2 separate regions of the Homo sapiens genome follow, and region 2 is linked to region 1. A link is a loop called in an ENCODE intact Hi-C map of the cell type or tissue named here. Cell type or tissue: breast epithelium. All regions are shown on one strand.

Region 1 (8,000 bases):
AGTATGCTGGGCCTGGAGTCTGCATGTACTCCAGGCAGAAAAAGGCAGCTCCATAGTGGTACCCTCTAACTCACCAGAAGGCTACATGAGGGTTTGGGCAAAAGACCAGAACCCAGATCTCATGCTTTGCTCATTTCCTCCAGGAATCTAGTAGGGGCAAGGTGACTGGTCTTGTCATGTCTCAAATCTTTGCTGAAACATGACAAACTCCTCCAGTACCCAAACTTTCCTCTGGACATTGATTTATGCTATTCTCTGGGTTTGGAATTCTCTACCCTACCTTCCCTCCATTATTGGTCCTGATACTGTGATGTTACAATACAGTTACACGTCCCAATATTACAATTACAGGAGGCTCTGTCCCTGGCCTGCCTTCCCCTCCACTCCAGCCCTCAGACTCTCCTCTCTTCTCTGAATTACTATGGCATCTTTTAGCCTACAGTTTAGAATGAGGATTACCAGACCCTGTCTTGGGTGTATTTGTGTTTGTACTTGTTTCAAGTCTTTAAATCACATTGTTCCTGCTAGATGATGGCCATCTCCCTTCCCCAGTGGAGGGAGACCCAGAGTGAACAAGGGACACCATCCGTGTAATCAGCAATGCCACATGAGGACTTTTCAGGGGACTGGAGCAGCTATGAGAGGTGTCTGTCCTGCCTGCCCAGAGGAGAGTGGGACTCCGCAGAGGAGTCCGACTGTGGACTCTGCCATTTCGAGTAAAGAAAGAGAAGAGTTATGACTAGGTCCTCTGAAAACTCTTTCCAGTCCCTGAACTCCATGGGGATTTGCTCTGCTTTTTAAGGGAGTATTCTGGCCGGGCAAGGTGGCTCATGCCAGTAATCCCAGCACTTTGGGAGGCCGAGGTTGGTGGATCACCTGAGGTCAGGAGTTCGAGATCAGCCTGGCCACGATAGTGAAACCCCATCTCTACTAAAAATACAAAAAATTAGCCAGGCATGGTGGCAGGTGCCTGTAGTCCCAGCTACTCAGGAGGCTGAGTCAGGAGAATTGCTTGAACCTGGGAGGCAGAGATTGCAGTGAGCCGAGATCCCGCCATTGCACTCCAGCCTGGGCAACAAGAGTGGAACTCCATCTGAAAGAAAAAAGGGAGTATTCTCTGTTTCCAGAGGTGGACTATTAAAGAATTAGTGCTTCAAACTAATGAAATTCAGACCTTTGTTCTGAGATAGGAATCTTGCTCAGTGACTGTATTTGTTTGCTAGGGCTGCCATAACAAAGCATCACAGACAGGGTGGCTTGAACAATGCAACTGTATTTCCTGCGGTTCTGGAGGCTGGGAGTCTGAGATCAAGGTGTCAGCAGGGTTTCTTTTGAGGCCTCTTTTCTTGGCTTTCAGCTGGCTGCCTTCTTGCTCTATCTTCCAACGGTCTCCCTGTGGTATATGGGTGTTTCCTAATCTCTTCTTCTTGTAAGTACACCAAGCTTACTGGATTTGGACCCACCCATGTGACCTCATTTTACCTTAGTTACCTACTTAAGGACCCTATCTCTAAGTATAGTCAGATTCTGAGGTACTAGCTGTTAGGACTCCAACCTATGAATTTGGGGAGATATAATTCAGTCCATAAAAGTGACTTTGGGCAAAGTCAAATTTCACTCAATGGAATTTTATTCAATTCATTTACCAAGATAAATTGAGCACCCAATTGCACCAGGCCCTGCTCAGATGCTGGGGATACATCACTGAACACAACAGACACAAATCCACATCTCTGTGGAGGTGATATTCTGGTGCAGAGAGAGAGACAGTAAATGGAATGAATAAGAAAACATATATGACATGTCAAATAATAATAAAGCCTATGGAGGAAGTTAAAGTATGGGGGTGGTTGGGGGGTTGGGGGGGACAGTGTCATCTAACTCATCCCCAACCTTCAGGCAGGAATGAGTGAAATTGCCCATGAAGGGAGTGCACTGAGGAGCAGAAGCAGGATGCAGTAGGAGCATGAGAGCAGAAATCCTTCCTCTGTGGATTTCTTTTTCATTTTTTTATTTGTTTTGAGATGAAGTCTTGCTCAGTCGCCCAGGCTGGAGTGCAGTGGTGTGATCTCAGCTCACTGCAACCTCTGCCTCCTGGGTTGAAGTGATCCTCCTGCCTCAGCCTCTCAAGTAGCTGGGATTATAGGCATGTGCCACTGCACCCGGCAAATTTTCAGTGGAGACGGAGTTTCACTATGTTGGCCAGGCTGGTCTCAAACTCCTGACCTCAGGTGATCCACCCGTCTTGGCCTCCCAAAGTGTTGAGATTACAGGTGTGAGCCACTGCGCCCAGCCTTTTGTAGCTTTCTTAACTCTGCTTTGTTTAAAGCCACAAATGTGTGCTCTTTTCCCTCCCTATCCTGGTCACTTGTCTCGCCAATACAAACCTGAGATCACAAGGGGCTCTATGAGTAAGACCGTGGCTGGCTGGCAGCAAACAAGGGCCATGGTGGAGAAACACTCCAAGGCATTCACCCGACAGCCTAGGAGATGGGCACACAGTTATCCTCATGAACAAAAGCCTGACAGTTTGAGCCAGGTATAGTGGCTCGTGCTTGTAATTCTAGTGCTTTGGGACATGAAGGTGGGAAGATCACTTGAGGCCAGGAGTTTTCAAGACCAGCCTGGGTAACACAGCAAGACACCATCTCTAAAAAAATAATAATAAACAAAAGGAAAATTTGACGACTCCATTAATCTCATTACTAACAAGTACTTACATTTGTTGCTGTCTGATTACGTCAGGCACTGTGCTGTGCCTGCTCTTATGCATCCTCCCAACAGTCCAAAGAGTGCTATCTCTTTTCACATTTATAGTCAAAGAAACTGAGGCTTAGAGAGGTCATGTAACTTGCCTAAAATCCATCTGATGGACCAGAGTCTTAGCCACTCTTGGCACCACGCTGAGCTGTCTAGAGAAGGGCAGGTCACTGTTACAGCTGGAGTTGAAAGTTGATGTTCATTGACTTTCTAACACTTTTTTGTCTTTTACTAAAGCTGCCAGCTTAACGTCTTACCAGAGGACTAATAAATCTTATTTCCAACAAGCGACTGCCAACATTAAAACATGCAAAATTTCTCAACATAAATTTTCCCAACAATTGTAACTCATTACTTGGATACGAGGCATGCACTACTGCAGTCTGTCCACGGTGGTGAGGAAAACACTGGGCACGAGCCCAGCAACACATTCTTTGACAGCAGCATGAAATATTTTACAACAGTTTCCAGGAAGTTTTCACTGGCTTTCTCAATTACAATGAAGTCTTCTTGTGGGCATCTGTTGCAGTGAGCCTTAACACACACATCCTCCCCGTGCTCTCAGGCCGCTCGGCAGCCAGCAGATGCCCAGGACAAGAGAAGCCCTTGTTTCAGACATTTGCTTTCTCAAAGGCATTCCGGGCTCTCTTCGGGGACTCTTGGTCAGTGTCCTGTGGCGTGGCCTCCCTCTTGCCTTCCTGCTGTGGGTACTGCTTCAACCACAGAAATCCAGAGCCCTTTACTCGTTGGTTTCAAAGTAAATCTTTGCTTTGGGGACAGTATCCTCTTTTGCTAAGTATGAAGACTGGAAGTTAACTAAAAATCCCACACTGGTGGATAACCCTGCTCAACCAGAAAAAATCGAACCCTGTTCAGTCAGAAAGGTTGAACATATTTCACATGATTTTAATCATTTGTTTTTCATAACCAAGGGTCTGTAGTTCATATCCTTTGTTCATTCTTTTACTGTTTTGTTCTTTTCCTTATTTTAAAGGGTTCTTTACATATTCTGAACACTAATCCCTTGCTGAGTGCTGGCAAATATGTTTTCCCAATTTGTGACTCACTCTTTTACTTTATTGTGTTACAATTTTAATTTTAAATTGGAACGGATCATTTTTTCTTTCATGATATTGCTTTTCGTGTTTTAAACATCATTTATATACTCCTCCATATTTTCTACTCCATTGACACAAACTATCTGTAGCTTTTGTCAAAGTTTTCTCCATAATTGTTCTTTCTTATTTTTATTATTTTAGAGACAGTGTCTTGTTCTGTCACCCAGGCTGGAGTACAGTGACACAATTATAGCTCACTGCAAGCTTTGACCTCCTGGGCTCAGGCGATCTTCTCAGCCTCAGCCTGGGCACATCTGGGACTACAGGTGCACGCTACTACATCTGGCTAATTTTTAATTTTTCTGGAGAGAGGGGTTGCCCAGGTTGGTCTTGAATTTCTGACCCCAAACAACCCTCCTTCCTTGGCCTCACAAAGTGCTAGGATTATGGGCATAAACTACCATGCCAGGCCTGTTGTTTTAAATATAATTTTCAAAAGGCAGATGGCACTAACTGTCATAAAAAAGAGGTATCTCCCTTTGGATGTTATGACTATGTTCCTTAAGAATGGAATTTCTCTTTCCTGATGGTGTTGTTGGCTTTCAGAAGACAAACATGTCTCTAATTCTGCAATCTATGTCTCACCTGTGGGGAATCCTCTGTCTTTCTCCTCTTGTTCAACTAAGTAATAAAAAAATTTCAATTGCTTAAGCATCTAAGAATACTGCAACCTTTCTCATCATCTTTTCCATCCATGATGCTTTGGTGTGCCTATGTCTGTATCTATCTATTGATGTATCTACCTAAGCTGAGAGGTTGGCACACATTATGTGTGTGTCTTAGTAAATGATATTTTTCTACTTATGTCTTATATGAAACATTATTAAAATGAATGTAGGTTTTCAGAACATATTGAAGCTAACCCATAAAAGGCAACTCAGTTCAGGAGCACAGAAGGTTAGAATAGCTATGGGATGATGTGCTGCAAATAAACCCAGTGGCTTAACACAACAGATTATTTTCCTTTCTAAGCAGGGGTCCAGAGCAAATCAGGCACTTTTAATCTTAGGGCGCCACCATCTCAACATGAGACCCCCTCAGCCATGGGGCGGCTAAAGGGCCAGCTGGAGAATTGCCCTGACTCTTGTATGCTTTGGTCTGGAAGTGGGGCCCATCACTTCTACCCACAGCACATTGACCCGACCCTTTCAGCTGAGCCCACCTAACTGCAAGGGGGCTGAGAATATGAATGAGTGGATGCACTATTCGGTAAACATCACAGAAGGCCAGTCTGAGATTAATAGATCATCTAGAAAATTTGCACCTACATAATTGAGAATTACCTATGGCCATAGCTGACATTTTGAGCCCTTACCGAAACTCACAGGTCATCATATCCTCTGTGCAAATACTAAGAAAGTGTGCCTTCTGAGATGAGGGTACAGGGAGGAAGTCAAGAATGTGGAAGTCATCAGAGGTAAGGAAGAAAAAGCATTAAACATCAGTTACAGCTTAGACTATGTGGATTTCCATTTGCAGGTAGGAGGGGAAACATTGAGAAGTAAAGCAAAGCAAGACAATGGGAGGAATTCTAAGAAGTTTCAGATAAATAATAAGAAGTGCTTCTAGTATGAATGGCACTCAAAGTCTGTGAAGAAACTGGTTGCTGAGAAGCCACAGGAGTGATTTATTGATAGGCCAGGAAGATATTCCCAACAATATTAAAGTAATTCTTTGCCAGGCTGTGTTCACAAAAGAAGGGGAGGGGACCAGGCCAGAAATACATGTGCATTTTCCAAAGGACAAAGATATATGAAAAAAAAATTAAAAGAGATTTTCAATTCCCCCATGCCTTGAAGCAGTCTGCAAAAACTAGCATGAAGTTGGTATTTAGGACAAAAAATGGTGAAAACAAACTATTGGTGATTTTTAGGAAAGAAAGTTGTGGAGAGAAAGAGAAAAGTTAGCAGTAAAGGGAAAAAGTGTGTAGAGGAGAGCAATAATTGTTTTCCAACTGCAGGCGATAAAATGCGTATCTAAGAGGAACGCCTGACCTTCAGACAACGCATCTATCAGACTCAGGAGAATGGAGACAAAGGGAAGAGAGTCACAGGGGAGAAGAAGCCAGGATGCAGTGGCTGTATGCTAAGTGGAAGCCATTGTGGGCCACTGAGAAGATAATAGAGGGAAGTGGAGAAGCCGAGGAGTAAAGCAGAGTGATATGAAGCAGCGTGATAAGCGGTGCACAGTGAGGAGGGGGAAAAATAATGGGAAAGAGTGAGATAAACCCGCGGTGAAGAAGCCTTTCGCAGAGACTAAGAGTCTGGGAGGAAATTATCTGAGGGGCTAGAGTACTTGGGGCGTCTTGGAACTTCACATTTGTGAGAAAAATGTACCGCATGTATCAAACAATCCAAGTCCCAAGCTATGCTAATAATAAAGGCAGTTTGCATTTATTGCGTCCTTTCTAAGTGTCAAGCGCAGCCCAAGGTACATTAAATATCCCTTCTCGTGGAGCTCATGGTGATAAAAATCGAAGTGACAGCAAGTAGTAAACAAGAGCTAGTCTTTATAAAGACTCATTTAACGTCCATGCCAGCCCTACCCGCTACAGGATCTTCACCTTTCTGTGCCTCAGTTTCTTCTTCTATAAATCGGGATTATAAGAGTACCCACTGCCCGGTACTCTAAGAGGAAAAGTGAGGCAAGAGCGAACATCACCCATTTGCAGGCGGGGCCACTCCCTCCTCATTGGCTCTGCTGAAAAAGAGCTCCACACTTGGGTTGAAAGAAGGAGCAGAGAACTTGGGAGGTAGTGGTGGGAGGAGGGGGGATGGCAATTCTGGCTTCTGCCAATCAAATCTAGATGTGTCACTCCTCCGCGCTCTTGGCTTTCCATATAGGTCACAGCTCCTCCGCTGTGCCTCGGGAAAGGTAGGCACAGAGAAGTTACAGGGCTGGCTTACGTTTGCACAGAAAATTTAATGGCAGTCAGAAGTATAACTTAGGTTTCCTTATTCCCCAGAACATGAGGGTTTTTTTTTTGTTTTTTTTTTTTTTTTTACCAGTGGACGATGCTGAGACACAGGGCAGGGTAAGCACATTTTAAAACAGAGGGCAAAGGTCAGCACAGAGCATGGGGAGATCAGTAAATATGTCCAAAGTGCTTAGTGAGAGGTAAAAGTTTAAAAGACGACAGTTAGGTTTTCACAATAGTGAACGGACAATTCAATGCCAGAGGTCCTGGAACCTGCAGTGTTTTCTCATTGACCTACTATTTCCCTAGGAGCCAGAGTCAGCATGACGGTAGACTTTTCCAGAAGTAAGCAGGTTACCTCTTATCTCTTCTGTCATCCACATCCTCGGGTTTGAGGGCTTGAAATCGTGCAGTATTTCCCTCTTGTAACCCAGAACAAGCATCTCTAACTTTAGATCGACTCCTTTGGTGTCCTGGGGCCAGTGAATCAACCTGCTTACTTCCCTCCATTTATGGCTGTGATGCTCCTTTGTAACAAGGGATCAAGAACTGTACCTGCGCTTCCAAATGCAGCATCATTTATTGCTTCCTGATGCAAAAATAGCTTCCTTGGGCTTAAACTGGCCAAGATCATCTTATTTGTCATGTTTTTGTTACCATTAAAGGATCGGGGGGAGGGAAAGACTTCCTGGAAACCTGTTGGTCTCTCAAAATCAGTCCATTCATAGAATCCTCCAACCAAGAGGGCTGTGAACAGATCATGAAGTCCAGTCTCCTGCTTCTGGGCCGTGATTCCTTTATTCCAAGCCTGCTGAGCCCTGGCTTTTGCAGCAGGACTTATTCTTTTTTTATTTTTATTTTTATTTTTGAGTTTAGGCCCAAATGAATTGTTATTTTTTTTTTAACTTTAAGCTTGAGGGCACATGTGCAGGTTTGTTATATAGGTAAACTTGTGTCATGGGAGTTTGTTGTACAAATTATTTCATCACTTGGGCATTAAACCTACTGCCCAATAGTTATTTTTCCGGATCTTCTCCCTCCTCCTACCCTCCACCCTACAATAGGCCCCAGTGTCTGTTGTTCCCCTGTATGTTTCCATGTCTTCTCATCATTTAGCCCCCACTTATAAGTGAGAGAATGCTGTGTTCGATTTTCTCTTCTGGCATTAGTTTGCTAAGAATAATGACCTCCCACTCCATCCATGT
Region 2 (8,000 bases), 370 kb before region 1:
TATGGGTAAAATAAGAAAGCTATAGCTCCTTGCTTCTTCCCTCCTCTGTATAACAATAAACCCTATGGAGCAGGCTCATAAATGGTTTCAATGAAATAATCTTTAAAGTGCTTAGCACAGTGTCTGGACAGAGGAAGTGTTTAATAAGTGCTCCTTGAATTGAATGAATGGGTGAATGGGTGATTGCATTTGTTGAAAGGCTGTAGGTAAACATGGAAATAACATAACCACATACTGGTCTTCATTTCTAGGTGTCTCTTTCTCAAATCAGGATTGAAGATTACTTTGGCTTTCTTTGGCAACCATCCTGTTGCTAATCATTACTCTTTTAAAAATAAATTTCTGTCAGCTTAGGAAAAAAGAAGTATCTGCTTATTTATTTATATATTTTTATTCAACAGATGCAGGTCTCATGTTTTTTTCCTTTCTAAGTAAAGAGAAGAATCAATTATTTTACCTTTATAAAAACTACACAAACACACTTTGAACATAACCCAAAAATATTATTGACATTTCAAAGCAGTTTCCTTTTCCCTTCTTGTTTTCCTAACCCTCTGCCTATACCCTATCCACTGGTCACTGCCAGGGCTGACGTGGGGGACGGTAATGCATGACCACTTGGGCAATTCAGCACAGTAAGGAGAAGCAGGATGGATTTAGGCTATATGATATGATACTTGGGTGCATCTTCAAGATGCTTAGGCAGCATCCGCACTTTCCACACCCTGGGTTTGCTCGAGTTGCTGCACACTTTGCAGCTTACTATAGTTACAACAGGCAGAACTCAGGCTGGAGTCAAATGCTAAAGTTCATCAGACACTTAGGAGGATCATAGATGGGCAAACAGGTCTTGAAGAGCAGGAGGATAATTCGTAGTTACTTCTTGTTTGAACCCAGATTTGTCAGACCTGAAAACCTTCTCAAACACAAAAGCACAGACCACATGAGAAACAGTCAATATTGTATTTCAGCATTTCAAAAATAAATTGGGAAAAACAGGCCTTCTGTCCTTTGGAGTGAAGTTGATTAGGATGTGCTGTACTGCTGGACCTGGAAGTGATGATCAAACTTGACAGGGCCATAAGCATGCACTAAAGAGTGGAATTATTAACATTTCTGTTCCCAGAGACAGAGAAAATTTCCTATGGTAAATATCAACATTTATGCTGTGTGTCAGACTCTATATCCTGTCTTTCCCCACATCCTGTCTCACCCAACTCATGGCTGAGACCACCACTGGGTGGTCTGAATACTCTTTTTAAGTCCCTAGGGGTTTGGAAACTAAGCAACTTGGGAGGCATGGATTTAAACTCCCCAGGAAAAGTCACAGGATGGCATGTTACTTCATTCTACCTGGCTAAAACCTTGATCCTGGATTCTGTTCCCTTGCAGAAGTGTGGGGTGATGTTATGATTCAGAAAGTTCCTGGTTCTCTCTCTCTCACTAATTAAAGCCCTGCGTCTCTCAGGTCACATGTGGATGGAAAGCAAATGAGAGATCAATCTTGCAGCCTTGCAGTGGGAACTGACCTGGTTCTTTTTGTCCATCACATGCATGTGCAGTGGGTGATATTCTGATGTTTTGAAAATCAGAATGCTTCTGTGCAAATACAGAATTCTCTTTTATCAGGAAAAGAGCTATCGAGGAGTCCTGGTAAATAGGACAGACACTTCTGGGGCAGATGTGGGAGTGTGTGTGTATTAGCATGTGCATGACAGGTGGGGGTTTGGGGCACTGCCTCTGAGAGTGTTAGAATCAGATTTCCCAAAAGTGGACACCTGGAAAATCCTGTGCCATATTGGCTATTGCTTCTTAAGGATGACATAATAGAGCTGGAAGAGATCCAGGATAGGGCAGCTGAATTAATTAAAGAGTTGGAATGATTATTAAAAACACTTTTTTTCTCAGATTATAAAAGTAATACGTATTCATTATAGAAAATTTGGAAAATATTCAAGGCAAACAATAAAATGAAGTTATATGTTATCTTACCATCCAGAGATAATTTAACATTTTACTGTATTGCCTTTTAGTTTTTTTCTTAGAACACAAACATATGTATTACAAAATTGGTATCATATATATGTATGTATAGTGTATATACTTATATTCACATATGTTTATTCACACACGTATATAAAATTTTGTATCTTATTTGGTACATGTTTTATATATGATTGGGTATATGTTTTCTTGTCGTCAAATGTTTTCTAAAACATTTTAATGACTAATGTAGCAATTGCTGGGTCTACAAAAACATATTTGATGATTTTTATATTATTTAGATTTAGTTTATTTTCAGATTATATTTAATTAAGTACATGTACATATTTACTTTAATAATTAACACTGAAATGGAATGTTTTCCACCAAAATCCTCGTGGGCATTTCTGATTATTTCCCTGGGATCAATTCTTAGATGTCAAATTACAGGGCTAGATTTTGAACACTTTTAAAGTTGTAGCTAGATTTTAGTAGACACACAAAATGAATTTAGAAGATGAAGATTTGTCAGCATGAAAAGCTAACTGCTGAACGGAGACACAGATGAAGTCTATAAAAGCGCAAAAGGCTTTAATTGGTCAAGTAGAGATTTGCTAACCAAACCCAGAAATATTGCAAATACACAGCAATTTTTGGAATTCCATGAGGGTAGCTTTGGAGCCAATGCAAAGAAGGTGTGATTTGCTTGGCAGAGAGAAGATCTGTGCATCTTTTTGCCTTGAAAAGTGGCAACTGGCTAAAAATATAGACAGATTCTGTAAGATTTTAGATAATGGCTATATGAGTGGAGTTTTGTCATTATGAAGTAGTATCATCAAGTGCCCAGAACTGAATGCTATAGTCATGACACGTGGTCATGAATGTGTATTCTGACTGTGTGGCATGGGGCTGAGTGAAGGGATCACAGGGTCTCTGAAGTCCTGGTACCTGGAAACTGTGACAAAAGGGCTCTTCTAAAATTGCCAGAGGTGACTTCTGGAACTCTAAAGGTGGAAGCGGAGATTGGTCTTTGGGAAAGATTCTTCTCTTTTATTTTGGGAGGTGGCATCACTTTTGTGAGTCCTCTTAGCCATGTAGAAGGGATTTAACTATCTACTTGATTTTCTTAGGGCTAAGTGAACCAAATGTATATACAGGTATGCTGAGTATTCTGTTTATTAATATCAAATACTACTCTGGGCTGGAGGTGGTGGGAGGACACTTCAGGATTTTTTTTTCTTTTTTTCTTTTTTTAATGAGGAGATTGGTGACTTTCCCTTACGAGCTGGGAGATAGAGTTTTGGGGAAAAGGGCTATGGAGGAAAGAAGCAAGGCAAAAATTAGCTCCAAATTTATTGAAATTGTTTCAGTATTCAGTATCAGTGTCTTCATTTCTTCCTTCCTTTATTCCGTTATTTATTTTTTAACTGCAGGTGCAAGAAAAATTTTCAGTGTAGTAAACAATGTGTTCATTGATGAGCAAAACAGAATGTGCATGGAAGTGGTGTAAAAGGTGCAAAATGAACTGAGGCGTTCTTCAATATTCTCTACTGTAATTCTAAAATTTGGAAAAACCTGTTTAAAAATAAAATATTATAAAAGCTGTGTATCAAGTAATAAGTACAAATTATTAATTGAAACATGCAAATGATGAAAAATTAAATATGTTTGCTTTAAAATTTATCCTCTAAATTTTGTGTCTCGTGGGAGGGGGTGCTGGTGGCAAGACTGGGGATCTGGGAACAGAGAGTTTCTCAGGGGCCACAATATTGTAAGAGGCAAGGGAAGTGAAGGTCTTTTTTCCCAAGAAATTAGATGAAGTAATCATAGAAGGTAAAGGAAACACATACTATAAAGATAGGCTCTTTGAAGCTTCTCAGTTGGAAGGAGGCTTCTACAATTTCTGTCTGAGATTGGGCAAGAAAACAGATCCACAGGTGACTGTCAATCAGAGTTTAACCCAGTTGTGTTTGACTATAGGGTCTCCCTATGATTGATCTATGATTAATACTAACTCTTGGCTGGATGCAGTGGCTCACACCTGTAATCTCAGCATTGGGAGGCTGAGGCAGGAGCTGGACCTATGGATGCTTCTACCTAAGATCAACACCTATGGCATTGACAAGGTATGCAAGAAGGTGTGGAAGATATGTACTGTTAGGAACTTATGCTGTCTATTTAAAAATCAGTCAACCAACTTATATTTGCTGAGCACCCTTCAAGACCCCAGGTGAATGCATGGGGAGAAATCAGAACAATGTGAGAGGGGAGGGCTCTCCTCAGGCATTTACAAGACAACATCGTTGGGACTTCTAAAGAAAGGAATGTACTTGCTCATACTGTAGAATTTACTAATGTATTATGTGTATTGTCTATCTCCACCAGCTATAATGTCAGTTCAGCAGGGCAAGGATCTTTGTCTTGTTTTCCCCAGCAGGGTCTTGAGCAATGCTTGGCCCAGAGTTGATGTTCAGTATCCATTGAATATCTACTGAGTAAATGAATGCCTCGGTATGCTTCTCCAAGAATGCCCATCCATTTGTACTTACAAAAATAAGTACACCTATATTTCACTTAAAATGTGTCAGGCACTCTTCTAGCCCTAAACATATCTTAGCTCCTTTGATCAATCTTCTGATGTAACTACTGGTATTATCATTCTAATTTTATAGAAGAGGCAACTGAAGCAAAAAGGAGTAACTTACCTGGGGTAACCCAGCCAGTAGGTGCTGAAACAGAGATTCTAACCCAGGCAGCCTGGCTCTTACATCCATATCTTCACTATCACTTTGTTTTCCTTCTCCAGGACTTGGGTCCAAGGTGTCTACTCAGCACAAAGTTGCATTCTGTGGCTGTGAAATAGCAAAGTGAACTGGCCTATTCCTTTCTGGCTCTTTCTACCCAGGAGGTTGCCTTTAATGTTTCTTTCAGGCTGACTGCATAATCAGCCTTTCTCAGGGCTGAGCTCTTATTATGAGTCAGGCGTATGTATTAGCTTTCCATCTTGTTGGGAAGATAAGACACAATTGCAAGCAATTTTTTGGTAGTATGTAGAAAATGGAGTCACCATGAGAAAGGGACAGAAAGAAATGTTATGGAAATTCAGAGGAAGGTGCTATTGCTTCCCTATGCTGTGTTCAGAGACATGGAAAAATGATGTGGAAAAGCCGAGGGAACAGCCTGAGCAAAGGCACAGAGGGCCATCTCAGAGGATCCTTTGTTAGCTGCTGCTCAGAGTCCCTCACAGTCAGAACCCTTCCTCCCATGGACCAAAAGAAAGTCCATTAAGTCCTGGTGTGTCTGCCCTTTTGGCAATCTAAGAATGTGTCTAGCATATGGGTTCTGAGACCCTTACCTGTCTTGGCACCATTCCTCTCTGGTGCCAATTGTCAAACTACCTTGAGCCTCAGTTTCCTCATATGTAAAACAGAAGCTAATAGGATCTACCCTAAGGGTTTGTTGGAAGAATCCAAGCTGGTCATGTAGACGAAGCTCTTAGCATCACCTGGCACCATGAGTGCTCACTAACCTTGCTGCTCTTTTCCACCCTAGTTGTCTGAGTGCTCATAGGTGATGATGGTAATGATCCCCTGCACTTTTGTAGAGCTCAGGAATTAGAACCCTCTCATGTGTATGAACTCATTGAAACTTCACAACTGCTCACCTGCCCTGACCTGGGAAAATCATTTTGTCACTTCTTTCCCCAAGAGATATTTTTATTCTGATGAGTCAATTCAGGCTGAAGTGAACACTAAGGGCCATTTTCCATTTCTTATAACAGAGTACCTGAAACTGGGTAATATATAAAGAAAAGGAATTTATTTCTTATAAAGGTTGAGAGTCCAAGGTCAAGGGGCTGCATCTGGTGAGGGCCTTCTTGCTGGTGAGGACTCTGCAGAGTCTTAAGGCAGTGCAGGACAACACATGGCAAGGGGGCTGAGTGTCCTAGCTCAGGTCTCTCTCCCTTTCCTTATAAAGCTACCAGTCCCACTCCTATGATAATCCATTGATTCATTAACTCATTAATCCACAAATGGATTAATCTATTCCTTTAGGGCTTTGCCCTCATGACCCAATCACCTCTTAAAGGCTCCACTTCTCGATATTGCCACATTGGGGATTAAATTTGAACATGAATTTTGGAGGGGAAAAATATTCAAACCGTAGCCAGCCCTTGGCAAGAGAGGGAAAATCAGGCTGGGTGCAGTGGCTCACACCTGTAATCCCAGCACTTTGGGAGGCCGAGGTGGGCGGATCACCTAAGGTCAGGAGTTTGAGGCCAGCCTGGCCAACATGGTGAAACCCTGCCTCTACTAAAAATACAAAAATTAGTCAGGTGTGGTGGCGTATGCCTATAATTCCAGCTACTCAGGAGGCTGAGGCAGGAGAATCACTTGAACCCAGGGACAGAGGTTGCAGTGAACTGAGATCGCGCCACTGCACTCATGCCTGGGAGACAGAGTGAGACTCTGTCTCACAAAGGAAAAAAAAAAGAGAGAGAGAGAAGGAAATCTTTGGAAAGCCCAAAGAAGGGAGTGGGTGAAGGGGGCTGGTGGAAGAAGGCTGGCGGGATGTACAAGGGCGTGTCATTTTCAGACCAGCTGGAAGGGCCCATTCTTGCTACCCCCGTGCCCCCTTGCAGAATCGGGAGCTGTAGGGACTGCTTGGATCCACCGGCCTTAGACAGGGGTCTATACACTAGCACGGGCACGGGGCAGTTGAAGGGAGTGTTTGCAATCTGATATTCTCACTTCTTAGGGAGACTCAGAAGTCATTTTTTGTGATAAGTGAGACACATAGCATCTTGCAAAAATCATGCTCTGGAGTAGATTTGCATAAATGAATGCACTGTATTTTTAAAAAAATTATGAAAGCTTTAATTACCTAAACTTGAATTAAGTTGTCTCTTGCAGAACACACAAAGTATTAGCTTATTTTATACTTAGTTACCTTTTTGTTTTCATAAATTGGATGATCTTCTATGTAACTCTTGTTTCAACTCAGCGGCAACACCTCAGAGATGTTTTCAAAGTAACAAATATTGTTATGGAGCACTTGCTATGAACCAGCACGACTTATTATTTAAGAGCAGAGACCCTGAGAGCCAGGCTGTCTGGGTCTATTCATGATTCTGCCACTTACTAGCTGTGTAATCTTGGACAGTTATTTAACCATCTTCTGCCTCAGTTTACTAATCTGTAAGACAGGTACCTATGTCATAAGGTTGTTATGAGGATTAAATGGGCTAATATGAATAAAGTGTTCAGAACGGTGCCTGCTCATGGAAAATATTCAATACAGGTCAGTCTGGTTATGTGCTGGACACTGGGCCAGGAGCTGGGGATAGAACTCCAAAGATAGACGAGGTCCCTGAATTCTTTGAGCTTACAGTCTAGTGGAGAAGTGAGAGAGGTGGCAGTTAGTCAACAATGAGGGCGATGTGTGGTATAACAGGGGTGGTACAAGGTTTTCTAGGAAGAGTAATTACAGGCTTCTGTAGATGTGCTGGATATTTTCTTTTTCCTATCTTGTTAACATGGACTGATTTGTTTAACATCATAAATCCCCAGGATTGAAAAGCGTTTTCAAAGGTCACTGGTTCATTTCAGTGACCCAAGTAAAACCTGCCCCCAGGCCAGGTGTGGTGGCTCACGCCTGTAATCCCAGCACTTTGGGAGGCCGAGGCAGCAGATCACCTGAGGTCAGGAGTTCGAGACCAGCCTGGCCAACATGGTGAAACACTGTCTCTACTAAAAATACAAAAAATTAGCGGGGCGTGATAGCAGGTGCCTGTAATCCCAGCTACTTGGGAGGCTGAGGCAGGAGAATCACTTGAACCTGAGAGGTGGAGGTTGCAATGAGCTGAGATGGCACCACTGCATTCCAGCCTTGGTGACAAGAGCAAAGCTCCATCTCAAGAAAAACAAACAAAATAAAAGCCTGCCCCCAGATAACGTCATAGACATGTCTGCTTCTTTCTCTGCCTTCATCACTACACCGGAAGCTGCTAGCCCTGC

The links. Hi-C counts contacts between places; a loop is a spot of excess contacts. Peaks named below come from ENCODE experiments on the same cell type or tissue, not always from the same donor. Only the 100,000 strongest peaks of a DNase experiment are listed, where the experiment ranks them.
Region 2: it touches region 1 in a loop (11-fold over the local background); 1 of 110 quality-filtered maps calls a loop at or near these places.

What each region holds. Positions count from the first base shown.
Region 1 is chr1:213,722,085-213,730,084 of GRCh38, forward strand. It overlaps a transcript of RPS6KC1 not described here. Among named protein-coding and RNA genes, the nearest start is that of LINC00538, 200 kb to the right of the region's middle. In breast epithelium, a CTCF peak has its summit at 3,150; a DNase peak (open chromatin) is centred at 3,257; H3K4me3 peaks cover 306 bases; H3K27ac peaks cover 439 bases.
Region 2 is chr1:213,348,758-213,356,757 of GRCh38, forward strand. It overlaps a transcript of RPS6KC1 not described here. Among named protein-coding and RNA genes, the nearest start is that of RPS6KC1, 300 kb to the left of the region's middle. In breast epithelium, no CTCF peak of the experiment used is centred here; no DNase peak of the experiment used is centred here.